5 separate regions of the Homo sapiens genome follow, and regions 2, 3, 4 and 5 are each linked to region 1. The links are chromatin loops, found by intact Hi-C in ENCODE. Cell type or tissue: Caco-2. All regions are shown on one strand.

The links. Hi-C counts contacts between places; a loop is a spot of excess contacts. Peaks named below come from ENCODE experiments on the same cell type or tissue, not always from the same donor. Only the 100,000 strongest peaks of a DNase experiment are listed, where the experiment ranks them.
Region 2: it touches region 1 in a loop (2.8-fold over the local background); 2 of 110 quality-filtered maps call a loop at or near these places.
Region 3: it touches region 1 in a loop (6-fold over the local background); 2 of 110 quality-filtered maps call a loop at or near these places.
Region 4: it touches region 1 in a loop (11-fold over the local background); 2 of 110 quality-filtered maps call a loop at or near these places.
Region 5: a loop joins it to region 1, with 5 times the contacts of the local background. A loop is called at or near these places in 2 of 110 quality-filtered maps.

The regions. Positions count from the first base shown.
Region 1 is chr7:156,612,188-156,617,187 of GRCh38, reverse strand. The region is part of intron 1 of RNF32-DT (RNF32 divergent transcript); the gene reads left to right. Among named protein-coding and RNA genes, the nearest start is that of RNF32-DT, 26 kb to the left of the region's middle. RefSeq lists enhancers at 3,848-3,967, 4,078-4,247. In Caco-2, no CTCF peak of the experiment used is centred here; a DNase peak (open chromatin) is centred at 2,347; H3K4me3 peaks cover 2,511 bases.
Region 2 is chr7:156,542,811-156,547,810 of GRCh38, reverse strand. The region is part of intron 2 of RNF32-DT (RNF32 divergent transcript); the gene reads left to right. Among named protein-coding and RNA genes, the nearest start is that of LINC00244, 4.8 kb to the right of the region's middle. In Caco-2, no CTCF peak of the experiment used is centred here; a DNase peak (open chromatin) is centred at 2,570.
Region 3 is chr7:156,558,145-156,563,144 of GRCh38, reverse strand. All of the region lies in intron 2 of RNF32-DT (RNF32 divergent transcript), which reads left to right. Among named protein-coding and RNA genes, the nearest start is that of LINC00244, 20 kb to the right of the region's middle. In Caco-2, a CTCF peak has its summit at 2,884; a DNase peak (open chromatin) is centred at 2,855.
Region 4 is chr7:156,514,143-156,519,142 of GRCh38, reverse strand. All of the region lies in intron 2 of RNF32-DT (RNF32 divergent transcript), which reads left to right. Among named protein-coding and RNA genes, the nearest start is that of LINC00244, 24 kb to the left of the region's middle. In Caco-2, no CTCF peak of the experiment used is centred here; a DNase peak (open chromatin) is centred at 2,512; H3K4me3 peaks cover 777 bases.
Region 5 is chr7:156,524,842-156,529,841 of GRCh38, reverse strand. The region is part of intron 2 of RNF32-DT (RNF32 divergent transcript); the gene reads left to right. It overlaps LOC112268012 (a long non-coding RNA gene), which reads right to left. Exons shown (of 3, transcript XR_002956590.2): 3 at 4,532-4,945. Among named protein-coding and RNA genes, the nearest start is that of LINC00244, 13 kb to the left of the region's middle. In Caco-2, no CTCF peak of the experiment used is centred here; a DNase peak (open chromatin) is centred at 2,111.

The sequences.
Region 1 (5,000 bases):
AATGAATGCTTTTATTCGCGTCTTTTCCTGCGTCAGTCCCGGCATGGCCAGTGGGGATCCGTGTTTATTCCTTGAACTAGGACTTACTATTCCGCGCCCTTTTATGAAAGCGCTGGGCCAGGAACACAGTTCCAGGTTCACCCGGCTGAGCGCGCTGCCCTTGCGGAGGCCGCGGGTTAGCGGGAGGGGGGCGCAGATGCGGGGTGCGGGGGTGACGCCCGGCTGGGGAGGGGGACACGGAAGCCAAGAAGACTCGCGGGAAAGGCGGGTGGAGAGGGCAGAGACCCGAACCCAGAGCGCTGCGCTGCAGGGAGGGGACGGGCCGCGGGCAGGAGCGGGGCGCGGGGCGCGGGAGGCGGCAGGGACCGGGCTGGAGCCCGGGCGCAGGGGCGCGGGGTCGGGGCGAGGAGGGGCGCGGGGCAGGAGGGCGCGGCGGGGGAGAGCGCGGGGGACGCGAGGTCTGGGGGCGCACGGGGTCGGGGAGAGCGCGGGGCGGAGCTCCTTGGAGAAAGTGGTTCCAGCGGGGAAAGGGGAGTTTTGGACTCTGCGTGTGACGGTGACTTTTCTGCAGGGTTTTTGCCCCCACCCGTCACCGCAGAGGCCTGCAGCTGTAGCGGAGCGGAGCAGGGCGGCCGGGGCCTTCCCTTCTGCCGCCGCCAACGTCCCGGGTGCTGGGCCCCGCGGCCAGCGCCAACGCAGGAAAGACCGGGGCGCCAACGCCGCTTTGCTGGTTCCCTCCTGGGTTCTGTGATGATACATTCAGCCCAGCGTTTTTGCTGACCCTAAACCGGCCCACTCCCAAATTGTGGTTCTGGAGGATCCCGGGTCGCGGGCGCTGACACGTGCGGGTGGAGCCCGCTGAGACTGTGGAGGGGTGACGGCTGGCCACAGTTGAACTTTCAGGTTCTGGCGGGACGTCTGAATCCAAACATATAGGGGTGTGTGTGTGTGTGTGTGTGTGTGTGTATATAAAGTGCATATGTGTGTGTGTGTATATATATAGTGCATGTGTGTGTGTGTGTGTGTGTATATATATATATATAAAGTGCATATATGTATATACTTTTTATAAGTGGAAAACACAGTTCTCCTGGGATCCAAAATATTGTTTTCCTGTTTTCTTAACTGTTTGTCCTCACCACGCGGCCCAGTACCCACCCGGAGTGGGCAGCCGAAGGATGTTGTGGAATTCATAATATCCGGTGGTAGAAGTACATTAAACTACTTTGTAACAGGTGAAATAACAGGAGGGTTTCTCCCGGATTCAGGAAGGGTTCTGAAAGAAAAGGTGAAGGCATCCGTTTTTAAGTGTTAGAGTAACTCATTCATTGGAAGGAACTGTTCCCATACAGTTTGGGTTTTACAAGTAAAAGGACAGGTGCAGAGCTCGGCTCTGTCACTGGGTGCGTATGGTCTTGGGCAACTTATTGCACTTATTTTGAGCTTCAGTCCCTCATTTGGAAAATGAGAGTGATAATATCCGCCTCGGGGGATTGTGGAGGGATTAAATTAGGTAACCTGTGAGACCCTTTGCCAGGGCCTAGTGGGCAGCAGTGCTCAGGAAACGCAGTGTCCTTTGTTCTTTGGCCCAGACTATGGCCGATGAGACGTACCACCTGGGTCTAATGAGTGATTATGTGGCAACTTTATTCAATGCCATTCCTTATTAATGGGCACCTTGTGGCAAAAGTTAACATGGGAAAGAAATAGGCTGTTGTAGAATTGTTAAATAATATTGAAACCTTCTTTTGATACAGTCTGGTTGGGTACAGATATACCACAGAAAAATTGTTTTTAAACTAAGAAAATAGAGACAAATGAACATTTTTTATTTGAATATAGACCATTCCATTTAAGTTTTGCAGAGTTTAAATTTAGCAAGTTGAAACCACAGGTTTTTGAACAATGGCAATTTCAGAACTTCTGGTATGTGAGTTTTGTGTCTTTTCCTCATTATTTAAAGCTCCTCATTCTTTGAGAGTGTAGTAAAGTTCTATCATTTCAGACATCAGAATTAGCATTGAAAACATGGGATTCTTTATCTGGATTGATGAAAGTAATTTATTGTTTGCTGTGTCAAACACAGCATGCTATTTGTCACATTGTGGTTTGTGTATCTTTCTAGAAGCTTTCAACTTTGATCTGAGGCAAAGTACACTCAGTAGCACAGATGACAGAGCTAAAAAAAAAAAAAAGCCAGTGATGTGCATTGTCACTCAGAGACTCTAAATCAACAAGCATGGAGACGCGGAGTAAAAAGCCACCTGACTTTAAAGAGGCTTGTACGTTCTTGTGAGAGAGCAGACCTCTGCCTTTCTCGGGGGAGACAAAGGTGTAGAGCGATTTATGAGTTAAAGATCGGGTTCACTGTGTGCAACCCAAAGGCACCTCCTCAAGGCCAGAGCCTGGTCCTGGCCTGCAGCCTTAGGTAAACACTCGCATTTAAAAGACCGCGCAGAGCCGGGACTCCGTGCACATAAAGGCGGCTTTCTTCAACTGTCATCAGAGTGGATTTTAGAACGTGCTTTTAATACTTACAAGGTTGATGTTTGCCTTTTAAAAAATGCTATTTGAGATCGTTTCTTATTTAACTTTCACCTTGGCGTGCCTTTTACCTGATTCGTGGCAGCGTTAAGGAAACTCACCTTGTTGTGAGATCAGACAAAGATTTAGAGCAGTGTCGCACAGTGTGACCTTTTAGAAGTCAAGGCTCCACCAAATCCTTGTTTAAACACCGTAAAAACTGGATGAAAAGCAACAACATATAATCTTAATCTGAACATTTGGTCTCAGATTCTTTTTATTGCGCTTGGGTTGATTATTCTGTGAGATAAATTAATCGTGTCCCAGGATAGCTGTGTACTTCCATTTCCTTTCTGATTTTTAACAGACAATGGCCCAGATCAATAAAACGGCAAAATAAAGAGGTTTGGAATGAGGAACATTGTTGCATACCTAAGTCTGTACTCTTCTAGAGAATGATTCTCAAAAGAAATTCAGCTATGCTGTTAAATCTGCATTTGCAGAGTTAATTATTAGTAGGAATTTTAAACTTGTATATTAAAATGATCATTAATAGCTGCAGAATAATGCATGGTCCAGATGCAACAATTTATTCAAGCATTCCTTTAGTTATTGGCATTCTCTGTTTTGTGTTTTGTAGTAAGAATATTCCTGTCCATTTATATTTATGTACCTGGTGTATTTTAATTCAAGTATATTGAGCTAAAAAACACATACCCCTTTAAAATTTTACAATTCTATGAATTTTAGCAAGTGCAGACTGTCTTGTAACCACCATGGAAATCACAATGAAAAACATACCCATCATCACGAGTTTCCTGGTGCCCATGTGCAGCCAGCACCTCCCATCACGCCCAGGTGGGACTGGCTAGTTGTAGGAAAACAAGCTCAGGGTTCCCACGGATTCTACCTTACAGTGAGTGGTATGATTATTCCATTATATATTACAATGTAATAATAATGGAAATAAAGTGCACAAATGTGATGTGCTCAAATCAACCCAAAACCATCCCCATCCTAGGTCCATGGAAAAATTGTATTCCACGAAACTGGTCTCTGGTGCCAGAAAGACTGGGATCTGTTCTAAGCCTTCTCCGATGAAGTTGCCCTTTGGTAAGCTTTCCCGCGTAACACAAATTTATCCATACTCCGTGTCCACCGAAGAAGTCTATCCACATAGTTCCTGCAGAGACTGCCCTGTTATCAGTTTTCCAGCTGTATTCCTTCCAAGTCCTGGGCCATCCATTCATACTGATGGCTCCTGCTGTCTTGGGCCATATTCTCTTTGGGGCAAAATGAACAGCCAGGTGCTTTTCTGGGAGTTCTGCCCACTGCAAATACTTCCCTCAACACTGTCCTTCAGAGCCGTCTCTCCATTTCTGGGCAGATGTAGCATGTATTGTGCACAATCATCTGTAAATGAGGCCTGAACCTTTGATTTCTCAGTCAGCGGGTGGAGGGTGCTCGTCACCGGGCTGCAGGCCTGCTTGAGAGAGGATGTGACTGGCAGAGTGGCGCCACGGGGATCTGAGCCACGCGCCCATGTGGCTTGTGCTTTAGAATCATCTTGGGTGGAGCCAATATTCACCACTTCAACTCAAGGACAGAAAGCTGCTGTGGCTTTGTGGTCGGAAAACACCCAGCTCATGGTGAAGCGTAAGAGAGGAGGAGAAATGGGGCAAACTCTCTCTGCCTCCCTGCAAAAAAGAAATCTGAAGTTTTAAAGAATATCTCCAAATCAGATATAGGAGGATTCTATTGATAAATTAAAATGAACAGACACTCTCTCAAGTAAGCAATAAGCTGTGTTTCTTGTCGTATAGATCTTACCTCAGGAATTTTAAAGCTTATCTATTGCTTGCATCCAAGGTTCTCTTTACCTTTACCAGGTAAAGGTGTCTTTGTTTGTGCTGCTACAATAGCATACCTGAGACTGGGTACTTTACAAAGAATGGAAATTAATTTGCCCACAGTTCTGGAGGCTGGAAGTCCAAGGTCAAGGTGCTGGCATCTGGTGTGGGCCTTCTTGCTGTGTTCTCAGTGATTCTGATGCAGCTAAAGCTGGAGGACCACTGGCAGAAGGCAAGAGAGAGCCGGCTCCCTCCAGCAAGCCCCTTTACAAGGGCATTTAGTCTCATGGCCTAATCGCCTCTTAAAGACCCACTTCTTAATACCATCCCATTGGCAACACCTGGATTTTGGAAGGAGCATGTTCAAACCACAGCATGGTTTTCTATGTGATTTTGGTTGTATACAGCATGGCTGTATCATGCTAGGCAGAAATATGACCTTGTTATTGTCTTTATTTGGAGATTAAATCGGGTTTAAGGAGATGTGTATGGGTACCAAAGTGACAAGGGGGGAAGCTTGGGATGGTGGATTTTGGATGTCAAGGTGACAGGGTATTAAGGGATGCCCAAATAGCTGGCAAAGCACCATTTATTCTTATGCTTCAGTGGGCATTGGGCATGGCCCTC
Region 2 (5,000 bases), 69 kb after region 1:
ATATTGGCAGGAGCACTGGCTCACCACAAGCAACCTCCTACATCAGCAACTTGAGCTTTTTCCAAATAAAAAAAATTTAAAACATCAATAATAAATAACTGTCCTCTTGGAAGCTGCAAGGGAAAAGCAACCCTATACTGATTTGAAGAATTAGACAGGCACCTAGCAGTGAGCTGAAATTTCATCATGCCCTGCTGTGAGTTTTTGATTCTTCCCCCGACCCTTTTTTTTTTTTTTTTTTTTGGAAAAAAAAAAGTCAGGTTAAGAAAGTTCCTTTCTATTTTGTATATTGTTTAAACACATGAATGATTGTTAATTTTATAAAATGATTTTTCTGAATCAACTGAGGAGAGCATATGTCTTTTCTTCTTTAATCTGTTAGGTTAACTTAGTAGTTACTTTGTAGATATTCTGGTGTTGAACCATTTTCACTCTTGGGTTAAATCCCACGTTGCCATGATAAATGATCTGTATACACGGCTGATGTGCTAATATTGAGTTTGGAATTCTTGCGTGTGTGAGCAAGAGCAGGGATGGCAAGTGACGTTTTCCTGCATTTTCCCGCTCTGGTTCTAGTGTTAATGTTGCTGGCTGCGTTAAACGGGTCGGACCCTCCTCTGGCCCTGCTCGTCTGTGAGCCTGGTTTACCTGGTACCTCGGGGATGCTGTGTCATGGTTGTCGTGCTGTTTTCAAACTCCACTACTCTCAGGTTTCCTTTTTTTTTTTTTTTTTTTTTTTTTTTTTTTTTTTTTGAGATGGAGTCTCGCTCTGTTGCCAGGCTGGAGTGCAGTGGCGCCATCTCGGCTCACTGCAAGCTCCGCCTCCTGGGTTCAAGCAATTCTTCTGCCTCAGCCTCCTGAGTAGCTGGGATCATAGGCATGCACCACCACGCCCAGCTAATTTTTGTATTTTTAATAGAGATGAGGTTTCACCATGTTGTCCAGGCTGGTCTTGAACTCCTAGCCTCAAGTGATCCACCCACCTCAGCCTCCTAAAGTGCTGGGAATACAGGTGTGAGCCACCATGCTCAGCCAGCTTTCCATTTTTGTATCACCTTTGGTTCATAGAGTTATTTAGCTAAATTTGAGCTTGATCATGTTTTTTTTTTTTTTGGCAGGGGGTGGGGCGGGGGGTGGTGTGGTTGGTAGATTTTATCTGTCATGGTAAATGTTTGGGCCTGAGAGGGAACCTCAAAACTGATGCTATAATGACATCTTGGCAAGAAGCCCGCAAGAGGACATTTATTTATTTTTGAATGTTTTAAACGTTTTTGTTTGGAAAAGGCTCAAGCGCAGCAGGAAGGTTGAAGAATGCTGTGAGGAGCACACGGGTGCAGATAATCGTTGGTGAGCGTTCTTGCCATGTTGAACTGATGTGTGTACAACTTCTCTGCTGAACTGAGAAAAGCACATTTTGGATGTTGTCACTTTGCTCCTTAGTGCAACATGCACCTCCAAGAGAGTCTTTCAGAGCTTGGAGAAGACCCAGTTTCTGATGGATGAGAGATCTCGCCGTGCAGCCACCCCTTCCCTTCATCCTCATCATCATCCGTGTTCACTTCCGTGATTTCTAACTGCTGGAAGGACAGCAGTTGCAGCACAGGAGGCTTTCCAATGATGACGGACCGGGAGGCAGCCCTCCCGTGGTTTTCTGCTGCTGTGTCTGTTTCCTGGGCAACAACAGCTTTGTGCCACGTTTCTCAGTCTCCTCCCCAAGAGATCCTGTGTGCATTTCATCTGTTACTCTACAGGGAACACCTGAATTTAAAATTGTTAAAACGCTGTAGTAATGAGTTTTCTCAGGCCTGTAACTGATGTCAGGAGACCTTTCCGGCCCATTCACGAAATGTGTCAGATATAGAATAAGTCTAACACAAAATTCACAAATATATGCTTGGATAAAAAGGCCATCATACTGAGAAAAAAAATATTACCTCAGTGCCAACAAATTAAAAATAATTTTATATCCAAATTGTTGACTAAGGTATTCCCAGGTTTCTCACATCCAGGTTTTTATGCTAAAGTTCTTTATAAAAAGAAAATTTTTAATTTTTTTTACTTCGGAATACACACCTGTTTGCTTTACTCATTTGAATTTGATGATGTGTTTTCAAAGAGTGATTGAATGAAACCTGTACTTATCTTGTGTGTGTTTTCTGGTGTTCTGTGTAATGAGCAGGAAGCCTCATTAGTATTGAATGCATATGCCCCCGTATTACCTGGTGTGATCTCTGGCCAGGCGGTGCATGTCCAGAGGCCTGAGTAGGAGGTGGGTAAACCAGTTCCCCGATTCTGGCCTACCACCAAGGCTTGGTCAGACAGAGTCAAAACAAATACTTATTAAATTAAATCAAATAAGTGGGTTCTGGTAGTTGGGTTGGTTGGAGCGTTTACTGTGCAAGGAACAATGGAAATGCAGATGGGGTCTCTGCATTTCCGTTCACTTTTCTCCCAGTGTGGAGTGGTAGATTGCCTTCCTGTTCCCTCCTTTACTCCTCCTTAGACTTCGGGTTATTCACATGACTTCACACATGTGACTCTGCAGCTCCACCTGCTGAAGGGGTGCTTTGCATTTTCCTGCCCTGGACTTTGGATTCAGATGTGTGAGTTGCATTGACGTATGGAACGGGGCATAAGCCTAGAACTCAGAGGCCTTTTTTCCCCCAGCCTCTTGCACTTCTTCCTTTGTGTTGGGGACTTGCCCAGGATAGCCCACTTCCTTTGAGTTGGGACCTGGCCCAGGATAGCCCACTCTTCCCAGGAAGAGACTGGAGGAGCAGAGGTGAGCTGCTCTAGCTGAACCCAGCCTAGATCGGCTGACCCCTAGCTGACCTTCAGGTGTGTGGGAGCCACGGAAGCGCCTTCTGTGTGCTGTGCTGGAGTTCTGTGGTTGCCTGGGTCTGTGCCTACAGGTAACTGTTAGTGTTAACCGAGGACGCCTTGAGACAGAGAGGCACTGTCTTTGTCTTAATGTGATACAAAATGTGTTAACTGACAATGCGACAGGCTTTCTATTTCCTTTTAATAGTCTTCCTAATGAAAATAATCCAAGAACTGTAAATATGAAAAGTTTGACCTCAGACTTGAGGCCTTTACTTTACAGAAGAAGAATGGGCTCGTGATTTAAAGTTGGCCTGAGTGGGGCTGGAACCCTGGCCCTGGAACGCCTGGAAGCTGCAGACTCTCTTGTATGATGAGAAAAGGCGCTAGGACCACCCAGTTGTGTTCTGCACATGGAAAGTCTAACTCAAAAAGCAGCCTCCCTTGCTGGAGTCCGTCCGTCTATGGAGGAACCGTCAACGTTTTAAATAGTTTAGTCTTTGTGCGCGGTTGGCCGTGTGCTGGTTCCTGGGGCCCCAGGTTTGACCCGAGAAGTGGCAGGGCTGTGCTATCTCCCGAGTTCCTAGGCACAAGATGTCACTATTGTGCTGACTGTGGAGATAACGTTCTTGTTGAAATTTTAATGCCTTTAATGGTTTGCCTTTTTAGCCCAGAGTGAACTAATCAGACAGCCTCTGCTAGGACATAAATCATAGCATATTTCTGAGGAAACTCGGGTGAAATAAATCAAGGAATTTTTTTTTTAATCAGCTCTTCAATCACTCTTTTTAGTCACGTAGAAAAATGGTCCATGCTGTATTTACAGTTTGATGGTAAGGAGATGTTTAACATCAATGTAGGAGATTAAAAATGACAAGTTATATGGTGAAGAGTGTGAAAAGGTGTTTACACTGACATGCAATATCTCGGCTGATCTACAACTCAATAATAGATACCATAAATCTCACCGCAGGCCCATGAGGCTGCGCGCGGGAGAAGCAAACATGACGGGTCGGCGGCTCTCCCACCCGTGGGCAGGCCTCGCTGCCCAGCTCCAGCCAAACCTCGCAGAGCCACCTCGCAGCTCTCCGGAGCGGGCCATGGCGCAGCCTCCCAGCGGCCACAGGCAGCGCTTCTCACATGTGCGCGTGCCCGGTGCAGGTTCGCCCACTCTGCCTCTCCTTTCAATGAATTGGAATGCCTTCCTGATTCTGTGAGTGAAAAATCAACCTGAGAAAATAATGTTTTATTCCACCTCTAGTCCCAAACACATTCTAGTTCTTTGTTTAATCAAACAAAAATCTTCATCAAAAGTGTACTTACCCTACTTTTTTAATAGACATTACTTTTTACATTATTATTATTATTATTATTATTATTATTATTACTATTGAGATGGAGTCTTGCTCTGTCGCCCAGGCTGGAGTGCAGTGGCACCATCTTGGCTCACTGCAGCCTCCACCTCCCGGGTCCAGGCGATTCTCCTGCCTCAGCCTCCCAAGTAGCTGGGATTACAGGCACCCGTCACCACACCCAGCTAGTTTCTGTATTTTTCAGTAGGGTCAGAGTTTCACCATGTTGGCCAGGCTGGTCTCGAATTCCTGACCTCAGGTGATCTGCCCTCCTCGGCCTCCCAAAGTGCTGGGATTACAGGTGTGAGCCACTGTGCCTGGCCACATATTGTTTTTAATTGACAAATAATTGTGTATACTTTTGGGGTAAACTGTGATGTTTTGATCTAGGTAATACATTGTAGAAAGATTCAATCAAGCTAATTAACATATCCATCACCTCACCAACTTATTTTTTTGTATGTGATAAGAATGTTAAAAATCTATTCTTTTAGCAATTTTGAAATATACAGTATGTTATTATTAACTGTGGTTGCCATGAAGCACATTAGATCACTAGAACTTCTTCCTCCATGCGAAGGGAGACCTTGGATCAGCATCGTCCTCTCCCCACCACCACAGCCTCTGGGGCAAAAATCACCTTTCTGCTTCCAGTGTCTATGAGACTGACTTTTTAAATTTCACTGTAAGTGAGGTCACACAGTATTTCTTTCTGTGCCTGGATATTTCCCTTAGCATAATGTCCTCCTGGTTCATCCTTATTGTTGCAAATGACAGAATTTCCTTTTATATTTTCTTAAGGCTGAATAATATCCCATTGCGTATATA
Region 3 (5,000 bases), 54 kb after region 1:
AATATATCCTGCCTTCTCTCTGTAGCCATTTATGACTCTAATATTACCATTTTATCCCAATAATTCTTAAATCCACTTATAGTTCCTGCCTTCATTATCCTCTGAAGGAAGAGTTTAATCAGTGGATTGCCTGTGAGGCTTATGGGACTCATTGATGGCCCTTGAAGTGAGCCTGGTAGGGTTGAGAGAATGAGGGAGAAGAGGGAGCAGCCGGCATGGTAAGGAGGAAGTCCATCTCCATTCTCCATCACACAAAAGGATGTGTGTGATGTAATTTTCTAGGACAAACAAGTATATTTTCATCAGCCTTGCCAATTTCCTCTTCCTCATTCTGATCAATCATCTTGAAAGCCCCTTGGAATTACTAAATTCGTGATGAATTTCCCATGATTATTATGAGTGTGAATGATGAAGAACAAAATAATTGCTATTTAATTATTTATCCTGATTGAACATGAGTGATGATAAGAGCTTCACACAGGATGGAATTGGGCCATCTTTACCCATGCTCCTCACTGTTTAAAAAGAGTTAAGATGCATGTATGCTAATAATCATAAGGAAACAAGAAAAATAAACTTCTCCATCTTCTCATTGATGTAGGCATAAATAATTACAGATGTTCCTCAATTTATGATGAGGAACCCATTGAAACTTCAACTTGAAACCCATTTCAAATTGAAAATATCAGAAGTTGAAATTTCATTTAATATACCTACCCTCCGGAACACCACAGCTTAGCCTCGTCTACCTTAATCATGCTCAGAGCATGCTTGTTAGCCCGTAGTTGGCAAAATTATTGAGGGTAGGCTGCTCACCCTCATGGCTGTGGGGCTGGCTGTCTGGGAGCCACAGATGCTGCTAGGCAGTGTAAGGGTATCCTATGGTATATTGTTAACCTGGAAAAAGATCAAAATTTGAAGTGTGGTTTCCACTGAAGGCATCTCCCTTTTTACACTATTGTAAAGGTGAAGAATTATAAGTCAACTGTTGTAATTTGGGACCTGTCTGTATTTCAAAATGTACTTTTCCCATAATGCTTTAGGGAAAACTATGAAGTAAATGTCGGGAGCACTTGCTTAACCCCTGAACCAGCTGCTTTCTCTGAGCCCTGACCCATCAGTGATGTTCGACTTGTGTGATCTGATGGCCATGGCACAGCTGAGTGGACCAGGGTGGGTATTGACCTAGGCGGAGCCGATCAGATTCTCTGAGAGATTTGACATTGGGCCTCCCAGCCCCCGCCAAGTTGTTGTCTGCTTCTGTCTGGAAATGCGGGAAGGTCTCCTGAGCTGCAGAATGGCCAAGCAAAGGAGGTCAGAGAAAGAAAGGAGAGAGGAGAGGAGAGTGGGAAGGGACGGGGAATCAGACAGTTCTGTGACCCACACTGTTGTGACTTTGTGTCATGGGGTCCGAGTTTGTGTTACGAAAATTCAAAGATGATGGTTTCTTCATTCACAAGCACGACAGAGAAACATGTCGTTTGAATGTGGAGTGCTCTTTCCATAAGAAAGAACGTGGGCTAGAGGAGGGCAGCATCACCTATGGCTGCACTAAATTCATTTTCACCTGCAAGGGCAACCATAATTCCCACGAGCTTTGGTTGGGCTTAATGTTTTCCTGTCTTCTAATGGACAGTAATTGAAATGGATTTATTATCTAAATTATTCCTTAGTTCAGGATATCACTTAGAAAAATGGGACTATAAAATGAGATATTCATGGTCAAAAGCAATCTGTAGGAGCTGCGAGTTAAGGCAAGATTCCTCCAGCCTGACTCTTCCCTAGAGAATATAAAGTAGTTTTTCAAATTTGGAAAATTTATTATATTATAAATTGGATTTAATATCTTTCTTTACCCAATTTAGAAAAATTGTTGGGAGAAAGTGTGTCTGATTTTACAGGTAATTGAAGACTTAGGCACTTTTGCAAATGAACAGATACCCAGGCACACTTGCCCTGGATGGATGGCTGGCCCCTGGAATTTTCTTTCCTTCCAGCAGTCACACAGTGACTTCCTGCCTTCTGTTTCCTTCTTCATGGCAGATCCCGCAGATGCCTGGAGTTCATCCCCCTCACTCTCATTTTCACGCCTTTCTCACACACTGCTTCCTGAGAGGCTCCAGCAGTCAGGACAGGGGGGAAGAGGAGAGGGAGAGGGGGGAAGAGGAGAGGGAGAGCGCGGAGCCCCCTCCTCCCCATGGCTCCGGTGTTGGTCGGGTGGAAGCTCCTTCAGGCCTCATTCCGCCTCCTCCAACATTTCACTCCTGGTGCTGTGAGGAAACACTCAGGAGACTCACTGCATTTGCATTTTCCTCTGACACATAGATAATACATCTTGCTCTAGCTATTCACTTCACATTTGAGAAACACCTACAATACCTGTACTTAGTAGGTTGCAAATCCCAGGCATCTAAAAGTTATAGAATTGCTCATCTCTGGAAGCTCACTATCTGGGAGGAGACAGATACATTAAATATTGTAATAAAATGATGACGACGGAGGAGATGGAGACAGGGAGGGCTCAGGTGGCTGGGGCAGTGGGATTGGCCACAATAAAGAGGAAGTGATCTTGCCAAAACCTGAAAGCCGAGGGAGCCTGTGGCGTGGAGATCGGGGGTAGGTGTTTTAGGAAGCCGCAGGCTAAGGACCCACTTGTGAATAAGGCTGTGTGCGTGCGATGGGCGGATGCACACTCATGGGCAGGTGTGTGGGGTACAAGTAGTTGTGAGTTGCTGGGAAGTGCAGCATAAGAAAGCTGCGGTCTGAGGCCAGGAGCTGGGCTGAGCCAGGTGACGAAGACCTCAATGCCGCTTGCAGGAGTGTGGGTTATCCTGGGAGAGAAAGTCACAATGTTCCCAGACTCGTGGCAGCCTCTAGGGGCGGCCAAGGGAAGTTCTGCTCACTGTCTCCCAACAGGTCTTTAGGGATGCCATCATGATTTCCTGGCGCTCTGGGTCTAACCTGAAAGTCTTGCCAATCCCAGGGACAAACTTATCCTAAATGAACTCATGAGACACATGCATGAAATCAGAATGCCACTTTGTTGTTGTTGTTGTTGTTGTTTGTTGTCTGCTTTGTTTTTTGATACAGAATTTCACTTTCAGCCCAGGCTGAAGTGCAGTGGTGCGATCATGGCTCACTGCAGCCTCGACCTTCCAGGATCAAGTGATCCTCCCTCCTCAGGCTCCCAAGTAACTGTGACTACAGGTGGGCCACCACACTCAGCTAATTTTAATTTTTTTTGAAAATTTTTAGCAGAGATGGGGGTCTCACTATGTTGCCCAGGCTGGTCTCAAATTCCTGAGCTCAAGAGATCCTCCTGCCTTGGCCTCAGCAAGTACTGGGATGACAGGTGTGAGCCATCATGCCTGGCCCTGCTTTATTAATTTATAAGGCGAAGCAACAGTGGAAGGGCTCAGAATACCAGGGGAGAGTGTGGAGTGAGTGCTCTGTTCGGTGAACAGGAATCCCAAGAGAGAAGGAGGTGAATGCTGTCCTCAGGGGCTTTATTGGCATCCAGTGGGGGTGGTCTCACTCCTGGGATGAGGACACTGGGACCCCACTGCCTGGAACCCCAGTGCCCAGCTCCCCTTTGGGTTGCCTTTCTCGAGAGGTGTGGGGGTCTCAAAGTGTCCTCTCTCCTAGACAGTGCTGGATTGGCAGAGTCCACATTTATCTCTTACCTTTTCCTTTTACAAAGTCAACCAAGCTTGGAGATTCCCAAATTCATCCTTTACACACATCAGAATGTTCTACAAAGGGACAGTCAAACATGGTTAGCATGGGAAGCATTCTCCCTCCCTCTGGTGACACGAGTCACCATGCCTGGATAAGAAGGCCATCACCTGGCTATGGCAGCCCAGGCGATCAAGGACAGGAGAGGCTCCAGTTGCCCATTGCTCTGAAGGACAGCCTCCCTGGCACGGACAGATGCGAGCTGTGGCCCTGGTCATGCCTGTGGCTGAGTCATCATTTTCAGGTTGTTGTAGCTCTCAGTGAAGAAGCTTACTGGAGTCCAGTTGGCCAAAAGCAAGCAGCTTGTGCATTGGAGTGGTCGCCGCGCCTGAGCAGGTCCCTGTCTTCTTCCCGGATGCACCCCTGAGCCACGCAGACCCCCCCCCACCCCTCTGTTAGAAATGGGCCTACTCATGACCTGGTCACCTGGCCTAGGCTGCTCACACCAGAAGCTGGGGCTTAGCTCCCCAAGATCCCATCAGAGGCCGGGAATCTATTTTGATGGCTACTTTATCTCATTTGAGGATTTAGAATTAAAAATGATAATGTTCCAAGCATTCCTCTGAGCGAGTCCTGCTGCCTCCACAGCGGTCCACGTTTATATGACTCTGAAACATACATGGAACCACTTTTGGTTCTGCTTTTCAAGGGACAAAGATCACCTTTTGTGGGAAATATTCTAATATATCGGCTAGCAACTTCTTAACTTTATTTTCTAAGATTAGATGATCATAAGCAGAACTTCAATTGCACCACTGCACTCCAGCCTGGGCAATGGAGTGAAATTCTGTATCAAAAAACATTTAAACTAAAACATTACTATAATATGTACTCAGGAAATTAGAATGCTTTTATGAAAAAAACCATTATACCTAAGATTTTTTTTCCTTCTGTACTGCTTGGAATGTATTTATTTCTTTTCTTTGCGTTGACTCTAACATTGCCTAGCGTCTCATCCCTGCTCAAGTATGCATCCTCACAAGCTATGATATCACAGCTCATTAACCAGGCAACAGGCCAGTGTGGATGAGATCAGAGCATGGGATGAGGCCAGGGTTCCTGAGGTCTGAATCACCAGGTGTGTTCATCATTGTGGGCACAAAAGAATAATAGGAACCTGGGAGGCTGAGGTGGGCAGATCACAAAGTCAGAAGTTCGAGGCCAGCCTGGCCAACATGGTGAGACCCCGTTTCTACTAAAAATACAAAAATTAGCTGGGCATGGTGGCGGGTACCTGTAGTCCCAGCTACTCGGGAGGCTGAGGC
Region 4 (5,000 bases), 98 kb after region 1:
CACGGTGCTGTGAGCCAGGCATCCAGGCGTCCAGGCGTCCAGGTGTCCAGGCAGGTGCAGCAGGGCTGGTTGGTGTCTGCCCTGTGGTTGCTGGGGCGGCTCAAGTAGCCGGATGGGTCAGGGGTGGCTTCACTGGGGTCACTTGTGGAGCCTCGCTCATGCCTGTTGGCTCTTGGTTCCTCTTGAGTTGCAGCTTCGGGTGCTGGAACGTCTTAGAAGCTTTGTCAGTTGCTTCTCTGTCCTCTAGGGTGGGGTGGCTGGAAGAGTTGGGGCTGGCCAGGGACTTCGCTCCCTCCAGACAGCCTGTCCACTTGGCTGGCAGGGGCTTCTCCTCACATGGTGGTTTCTGGGTGGCCAAGGGCCTCACATGGTGTCTGGCCTCCCTTAGAGCAAGGATTCTGTGAGAAGGAGGTGGACGCTGCCGTCATGCTAATGCCTGGGCCCAGACCTGGGCCATCACTTCTGTCTCCTCATGTCGGCCCAGCAGTCACAGGCCCTGCCCATACTCCAGAGGTGGGGATGGAGCACGTGCGGGTAGATGAGGTGTGGGTCAGAGAGGTTGTGGCCATTTCAAATATGCACAGAGGCTTTTATCTTTCTCATCATCTTAGTGTATATTTTTGATATTGTTCGGTGTCATTGTGTATTGAAAGTTAATTAAATTTTGTTAATTTACTCAACTACAACAAGTATTTCATCTGAAGTTCATTTTTCCTGGTCATTTTAATCCAAGAGCTCATTATGGCTCTGAAGTCCCTCTGGGGTGTCCACCAGGCCATTACATTCATAAAATATTCTGTTATTGATGTCTGAGATGGATGGTGTGGAGAGCCACCATTTGCCTGTGTGTTCCTCTGCTGACAGACATGTGGCCATTGTGAATAGCACCGCCATGAACGTGGTGACTGCGGCCATCACAAGGACATGGCCTCCTGCCTGCCCCACAGGCAGAATCCGTCAGAGGTGTGCTTGTTGGTGAGCCTCCCTCACACAGCCTCACTCGTACAGTCTCCCACACAGCCTCCCTCATGGGCCTGCAATACACAGCTTCCCTTACACGCCCCCCTCACATGCCTCCCTCACACAGCCTCCCTCACACAGCCTTCCTCACGGGCCTTCCTCACAAAGTCTCCCACATGGCCTCCCTCATGGGCCTCTGGTACACAGCCTCTCTCACATGCCTCCCTCACACAGCCTCCTTCACACAGCCTCCCTCACACAGCCTCCCTCACACAGCCTCCTTCACACAGCCTCCCTCACACAGCCTCCCTCGCATAGCCTCCTTCACACAGCCTCCCTCACGGGCTTCCCTCACAAAGTCTCCCACATGGCCTCCCTCATGGGCCTCTGGTACACAGCCTCTCTCACATGCCTCCTTCACATAGCCTCCTTCACACAGCCTCCCACACAGCCTCCCTCACACAGCCTCCCTCACACAGCCTCCTTCACACAGCCTCCCTCACACAGCCTCCCTCACACAGCCTCCTTCACACAGCCTCCCTCACGGGCTTCCCTCACAAAGTCTCCCACATGGCCTCCCTCATGGGCCTCTGGTACACAGCCTCTCTCACATGCCTCCTTCACATAGCCTACCTCACACAGCCTCCTTCACAGCCTCCCTCACACAGCCTCCCTCACACAGCCTCCCTCATAGCCTACCTCACACAGCCTCCCTCACGGGCTTCCCTCACATGCGTCCCTCACACAGCCTCCTTCACAGCCTCCCACACAGCCTCCCTCACACAGCCTCCCTGACAGCCCCCCTGAAACAGCCTGCCTCACACAGCCTCCCTCACACAACCTACATGACAGCCTCCTTCACATAGTCTCCCTCACACAGCCTCCCTCACAGCCTCCCCAGCACAGCCTCCCTGATGCAGCTTCCCTCACACAGCCTACCAGAAAGCCTCCCACACAGCCTCCCTCACATGCCTCCCTCACACAGCCTCCCTCACACAACCTTCATGACAGCCTCCTTCACATAGTCTCCCTCACACAGCTTCCCTCACAGCCTCCCCGACACAGCCTCCCCAACATAGCCTCCCTGATGCAGCTTCCCTCACACAGCCTACCACAAAGCCTCCCAAACAGCCTCCCACACAGCCTCCCTCATATGCCTCCCAGACAGCCTCCCTCACACAGCCTCCATGACAGCCTCCTTCACCCAGCCTCCCTCACACAGTCTCCCTCATGAACCTCCCATACATAGCCTCTCTCACATGCCTCCCGTACACAGCCTGCTACACAGCCTCCCTCAGCAGGGATGGTGAAGAGGGATTGAACCTCCAGCCTGGAAACAAGGGAGGCAGCTAGAGGAGGAGCAGGAGGCAGAAGGCTGGACAGGAGGAAAACGATGACTGCTCCCTGCATATATATGTGCTCAGAATTTCCTGGAAACACGCCGTCCTAGAAACAGATCAGGCTGTCAGACTGCGACACCTCCCCTTTTCGAAAGGCGACAGTCTTGATTTATGGAACGGACACAAATGACTCCCCTTCGCTTCAGCGACCATCTTCCTTTCGTGTTCGACTCAGGCTTTGTTAGGATGGAGGGGGCCAGGAAGGGTTTTGGTTGGAGAGCCCTGGGGCGGGCTGTGGAGTTGTAAGGCAAGTGAATGAGTAGAAACGGTTTAAAAAAGGACTGTGGACTTTAGACGCTCAGTGTCGTGAGTGACTGAAATGATAGTCAACCTAAGGTCATGTCCAACAGAAATGTCAACAAAATGGAATGCAAAAAAAAAAAAAAAAAAGCCGAACAAGCAAACGAAAATAAGGGTTGAGAGTCTGGTCGCTCTGACCTTGAATGAGTTAGTGTCATGTGCTGCCACCCAGTGTGAAGGCAAACGGCTTTTGTGAAAACAGCGTTCTTGGTGGGGTTCGGCTTCTCCGGCCTCTCCAGGTCTGGGCAGCAGAATCTTCATAGAAAAAGCCCCATGGGCCGCTCCAGTGTGGGTGCTGCCTGCAGCTGTGCCTGGCATTGTCTGCGTGGAACCTCCTGCTGGTGCCAAAGGTCCCGATGAGGCTGGGTGAGCCTATACAGTGCAGTGAGAATGGCAAGCACTAATGTGAGCATGAACAGTAGTAATGGCAGCATTAGCATGTGGCGTTTATGGAGTGCCAACTTTGTGTCGGGCACTGGTCTAAGATGGTTGCATGTCTTACAGCCGCCCAGTGGGGTTAAGCACGGTCATTGTCCCCATTTCTTAGAGGGAAACTGAGTCAAGACCGAGTTCCTTCCTGAGGTTATACAGATGGGAAGTACAGGAGCCAGGATGTGAGCCAGACGATGGCCTCCAGAACTTGTGTCCCCAGCTGCGAGAGGCCCACACAGCAGCCTGTGGGAATACCGACTGTGGGATGGAGTGTGAATTCCCAGCTCTCCTTCCCTAGGGGTCTGGGGGAAGTGTCTCTCGGATGCAAGAGAACACTCTTACTTTGATCCTGTCTGACTCTTCGCGCATTATGGAGTTTCTGTTGCCTTCCCTCATCTGACGTAGCTCTGGACCCCGCTGGTTTGTTCTGGGAAGGGCTCCTCTCCCTCAGGGACTCAGGAAACCCCAAACTGCCACTGACTTCCCAGGCCTGTGATTCACACTGTTCTTGGTGGCTTTTGTGGGGGAAGAATAAGCTTTAATAATTATAAGGCCCCTTAGAGAGCATCGGTAGCCTGAAGGAATCAAACTGTCAAACTCACTTTTCAATTTTCCAAACCTTACTGTCCCACCCAAGAATTTGGGCAAGTTAATTTTTTCCTTTAAATTATTAGTAAAAATAATGCCCTGTGAATGATTTCTTGGGAAAGCCAATGTAATAGAAACAAAAAAGTGTTAATTTTGGGAAAACATCTGGGGTTCAAACTGAAATGAAATTGACATAAGAGAGGCACAGTGGAGAGATTTGGCATGGCTAGGAAAATAGCTTCTGTATTCTCTTTTTCATCTGTGTCCTGCTTGTTTGAGGCGAGCATAACAACCGTTTCACTCGATGCAATATGTCTATTTCATCTTGAAGACTGGCACTGGGAGTTAGCAGGGCCACACATGAAAGCCCTGCTCTGCACTTCGAGGCCCTTCTAATCTTGTTAGAAGTCGAAAGTCCTCAGCTCTGAGCTATTAGAATATGTGGGACTAGGAGAGACATGAAATACTCTGCACTTTGGGAGGATGGAAAAGCACACTGAAGGAAGGAGGTAACGCAGCTGGCATCCCCAAAAGCTTGTTCACAAATACTTATTAAGTGTCTTCTGTCTGCAAAGTCATGTGATAGTGTTATGTGGATTACGACAATAATTACTTGAGCAACCCCTCTGCAAGGGAAATCCAACACATCAACACAAATAACCATGGCACGCGGTGCGCAGTGAGGAGCAACACAGTAAGTACAGGTTGTTCTTGATGTTCGAAGGAGGGAAACGCTGCTCCAAGCTCTGGAAGGTCCGAGAGCAGAGGCGGATGGGAGGGTGAGGAGCATCGGAAGGCGGGACATGGAACAGAGGACAAAGAATGGGAATGGTCTTGACAAAGTCCTGGGGTTTGAATGGGTAGAGACGGTGGAATGGGATTTGAAGTCACTGGATCAGATACGTAAACCATTTAGGGTTGAAAAGCATAAGATGTCTGTGGTTACCAAATGAATGGGTCTGTGGAAGACAAAAATGGGTAAGCAGGTGAGTGAGACAGGACCATACAGGGCCAGGATGCAGAGGCCCCGGGTTCCCAGCACAAGTGTCCTTTACTAAGTAAGCAATGTGGGGGTTTTCCCACACACACGTGAACGCACACACACACACACCCATAGCTTTATTGATGTATAATTTACCTAAAATGCACCTCACTCCATTAGAGTGTACTATTCACTGGGTTCTGATGGATGTGAAGTCCTGTAACTACCACCACAATAACGTTTCAGAATACTTCCATCACCCCCCAAATTCCCTCCTGTCCCTTTGCAGGTAATTCCAGCTCCTACCCCAGCCTCTGGCAATCACTAACCTGCTTTCT
Region 5 (5,000 bases), 87 kb after region 1:
GTGGAAACCCATGTCTAGCTGCTGCATACCTTAGTAGTTGGCAACTTGTTGCCGTGGCATTTTTGCTGAAGCATCTAAGATGAATTAAGGATGTTATAGATGTCACGGCACCTGGTCCTATAGAGCTGCAGCATTTACCTTTCCAAAATCAGGAAGCCTTCCAAGGTAAACACAATGCCACTATCACACTGATATGGTTTGCTTTGTGTCCCTACCCAAATGTCATCTTGAATTGTAGTTCCCATAATCCTCCCATGTCATGGGAGGGACCTGGTGGGAGGTAATCGAATCACGGTGGTGGATACCCTCATGCTGTTCTCATGATAGTGAATGAGTTCTCATGAGGTCTGATGGTTTTATAAGGGGCTTTTCCCCCTTCGCTCTGTACTTCTCCTTGCTGCTGCCGTGTGAAGAAGGATGTGTTTGCTTCCCCTTCCATCATGATTGTAAGTTTCCTGAGGCCTCCCAGCCATGCTGAACCGTGAGTCAATTAGACATCTTTCCTTCACAAATTGCCCAGTCTTGCATGTCTTTATTAGCAGCATGAGAATGGACTAATACATACATCAAACAAAATTCCCAATTGCCATCCCATACTCAGTCTATATTCACATTTTGCCCATTGCACCCTGGGGTTGATTGATCATTCATTTTTGTTTCGATTCTGTGTCTGGTATTGTGACTTTGGACAAATTCACTGGGCCTCATTTTTTTCCTGTTACTTGCTAAATGGTGATAATAATGTTTGTGTTTCCTGTCTTAGAGGAATTTCGTGCAAATATGAAAAAACAGATATGGAATCCCTTTGGCAGACAGAAAGTACTATTCTAACTTCAGGGATTATTTTTATTTGAAGATGAGATTTCTTTTTTTTTATTATTATACTTTAAGTTTTAGGGTACATGTGCACAACGTGCAGGTTAGTTACATATGTATACATGTACCATGTTGGTGTGCTGCACCCATTAACTCGTCATTTAACATTAGGTATATCTCCAAATGCTATCCCTCCCCCCTCCCCACACCCCACGACCGGCCCCGGTGTGTGATGTTCCCCTTCCTGTGTCCATGTGTTCTCATTGTTCAATTCCCACCTATGAGTGAGAACATGCGGTGTTTGGTTTTTTGTCCTTGTGATAGTTTGCTGAGAATGATGGTTTCCAGCTTCATCCATGTCCCTACAAAGGACATGAACTCATCATTTTTCTTAGTGATAAAGAAAGTGGAACTTCTCACACTAGCTGTCACTGCAATGGAGATGATATATGTTGAAGAGCTGCCTGTGTGTTGGGGGACTCAGGTAGCCCACACATTGCTTCACAGAAAATGATCCCCCATGCTGGAGGGGCACAAAAATGGAAGCCAAGGAAAAAAACCACAGCTTCATGGATGTTGGCTCACAGCATGGTCTGATTCCTGTTACCCTGAACAAACCATCTGGGTCTGAAGGGTGGTGACAGAGCACCTCAACACTTTTGTTCAGGTTCATCCTTCTAGAGCTTCTCCAGTTTTGCTTCCATCAAGAGAAAGCCTCCAATCACACTAGCCCACAATGGTCTCCCCAACTTGAACACAAGTTCTTCACTTTAACTCAGAAATGTGACATTTACCATAAAAGTTTACCTTATGAAATCTGGCACACCTCAAATTCTGCATTTTTTAAATGTTCAGGGTGTCGTATCTCTGCAAATGAACTATCAGCCCCCAAAAGGCAAGAGGTAGTTCCATATGCACTTTTTATGTCCCAGAAAGTCTCCATGCTGATATGAGTATGTGCTAGTTACAGCTCATAAGTATTGCTCAGTAAGTGAGAAAGCCCTTCTTTTCATTTTTGAATAGTGAGCAAAGAATGGGAGAGGAACTCCAATCTCATAAGTAATTTTGATTAGTGTCATCCTTAAAAGAAAAACCTAAGGCTTTTTAATGACAAAATGTGGCATAAGGCACCTGGCTTCTGTCATCACCGTTCTTCTGGGAAATATTTTGCAATCTTTACTTCCTTGAAGAATTTGACCTCAGTTTAAAAATCAGAGGCATTAAGGACAGGAGACCAAAGTCTCTGTGGAACCCTCCCACTGGCAGAGTTTCAGAGGAAGAGCAGCCCGGCCAGGTAGAAATGCAAGATTCAGGATAAGACCAAGGTCTTTTAATGATTAGCTCGGCCCAACAGCACACTTAAATGGAAAACCAAGACAGTCTCTAAGCTGTGGCCAATCTTTTCCCTGTTTTGCAACACCTCTTCCTGTTATTTTATCCTGTGTCACTCACCATCTGTCATCATTAACATTTACTGAGCACTAAGTGGGAGAGACAGCCGCACATTTGTGTGTGGGGACTGAGTGCTTGGATTGGGTTTGAGTATTGTCCACAGCTTTCTAACTGCCCAGCAATCTTAAGGCTCCATTTCCTCAAATGGGAAATGGGGATAACAATAGGGCCCCTCTCGTAGCTTGTTGAGATCATTAAATGAGATAATGTGGGTGAAATGTTTAGTATAGTGCCTGGCACATAGTAGATGCCCAGCGAACATGAGCTGTTTTCATTATTTGAAAATGAAAAGAAGAGTTTTCTTACTTACTGAGTACATGTGTGGCACTGGATTGTAGCCTGAAAGGGGCTATGCCAAGCATGGCTGAGCTAATTACAAAGTAGAGGGGAGCCAAATGGACTCAGGAAGGTGGACTATTCATGGAGGATGAGGGGGAAGGTGGAGACCTGAGTTTCAATCCTGGGACCGCCGATTATCCCTGGTCCCTATTTCCTCACTCTCAATGTAAAGGAGCAGATCTGAGGAGTGGTTCCCAAATGTCTTCTTTGCAACATTAGCCTGTAAGATGTTTCGTGGAAAAAGAGTCTCATGATCAGATAGACTTGGGAAACGCCAAACATTTTATCTTCCTCTTGGAGAATCACAATGTCTTTAAATGTCCTGAAATAGAGAAACCTGTATAATTTGGTTAAGCTCAGAATTTTTCAAAATTATTTGCTTGTTGATCCCTGACCTCTCTTGAGTGAGTGAGTGAGTGAGTGAGTGAGTGAGTGACTATGGTATCCTTTGACATTTGTGGAGTCTAGTGTCTCATGACGCTTACTTTCAAAATTGTTGGACGGAATGATCTGTAAAGTCCCTTTAAGAAGTCTATTTTTAGCATAATCCAAGGTTAATGATAATGATTCTAGCTTATCTCCCTCATAATTCTTTTTCTTTTCTTTTCTTTTTTTTTTTTTTGAGATGGAGTCTCACTCTGTCACCCAGGCTAGAGTGCAGTGGTGCAATCTCGGCTCACTGCAACCTCCACCTCCCAGGTTCAAGCAATTCTCCTGCTTCAGCCTCCTGAGTAGCTGGGATTACAGATGCCCGCCACCACACCTGGCTAATTTTTGTATTTTTAGTAGAGAAGGGGTTTCTCCATGTTGGTCAGGCTGGTCTTGAACTCCCGACCTCAGGTGATCCGCCCGCCTCAGCCTCCCAAAGTGCTGGGATTGTGTCCTGTTTTAGACGTCAATGTGTACTTGGGCCCCTGTAAGTGCCTGGCCCAGGGTAGGCACTTAACTTAAAACCAAAATTGGAATTAAAGTTTGTTGTGAAGATCTAAAATCTAAACTTCTTGTATGGCCTCCGAAATTATGCTACTATATCATCTTCAAACATCGTGTGGGTGGCTGGATTGGGGAATCTTTTTTTTTTTGAGACAGAGTTTTGCTCTTGTTGCCCAGGCTGGAGTGCAATGGTGTGATCTCAGCTCACTGCAACCTCTGCCTCCGGGGTTCAAGCGATTCTTCTGCCTCAGCCTCCCGAGTAGCTGGGATTACAGTCATGTTCTACCATACCAGCTAATTTTGTATTTTTAGTAGAGATGGGGTTTCACCATGTTGGTCAGGCTGGTCTCGAACTCCTGACCTCAGGTGATCCACCTGCCTCGGCCTCCCAAAGTGCTGGGATTACAGGCGTGAGCCACCATGCCCAGCCTCATAATTCTTTTTCTGATTTTCTTATACACTGAGTATCCTTCCTAGTACTTATGTCTTCCCCATAACTTCAAGGTAAGCTGCATTTCCATTTTATTTTTATTTTTTTACCTTTCTTATGGTGCTGACAAGAAAGTTCCTAGAAAGTTAAGTTATACCATCTTTCAATCTCTTGTTTAGATTTTGCAAAAGTATATGTAATATTAGGGCTTCTAAAAAATAGAATTATAAAGCTATTCTGAAACATAAATGGAATTATTAATATTCTATGGAGATGAAATTGGGACACAAAATTAGCATCAGCAAACAGCCTGTGAATTGAAAATCCACTTGTGTGGCCTGCCACATGGCAATTGAGAGCAACAGCGGGTAATTAGAATAATACTTACTTTGTTCTTAGGAGTCAGAATTTCGAGGGGAAAAGAGCAATGGATCTAGTTATTAATAAAGGAAGTTATTAATAACTAGACCCTTTATTAATAAAGAAATTAATAAAGGAAGTTATTAATAACTAGACCTTTTATTAATAAAGAAATTAATAAAGGAAACTATTAAAACTTCCTTTAGCTGGAAACACAGTTTTTAATGTAAAGGTTTAACTAGTAAACTAGTGTAATCATCTTTAAAAACTCATGGATTACCACAACATATTGGAGATTTAAATTACTCTAATTTTTACAAAAAGCCAAGAGGAGAAGCTGCCAGGTCCTAAGGAGCTGACGGCGGAGTCCAGTCCCAGCACACGAGCCCGACGTCAGCCTTGTTGAACCAAACACAGGGAGTGCTCCAGCCCCTACATCTGCTGGAGCCGAGGGGTGACCAACCAGGAACCTGATTTTTTTTCTTCCTTAGTTGTAAAACTTTGTCAGAAGTATGAACTCTGCTGTTATTTTTGTGATAGGAAACACTAGCCAGTGAGCAAAGTCCTGTCTTTCTCGTGTTACCGAGAATCTTGCAGTTTGCCTGGGTCATGATTCTGGAAGCAAATTTCATTTTGTCTGTGAGTTCGCCCAAACCAAGTATGCTTGGGG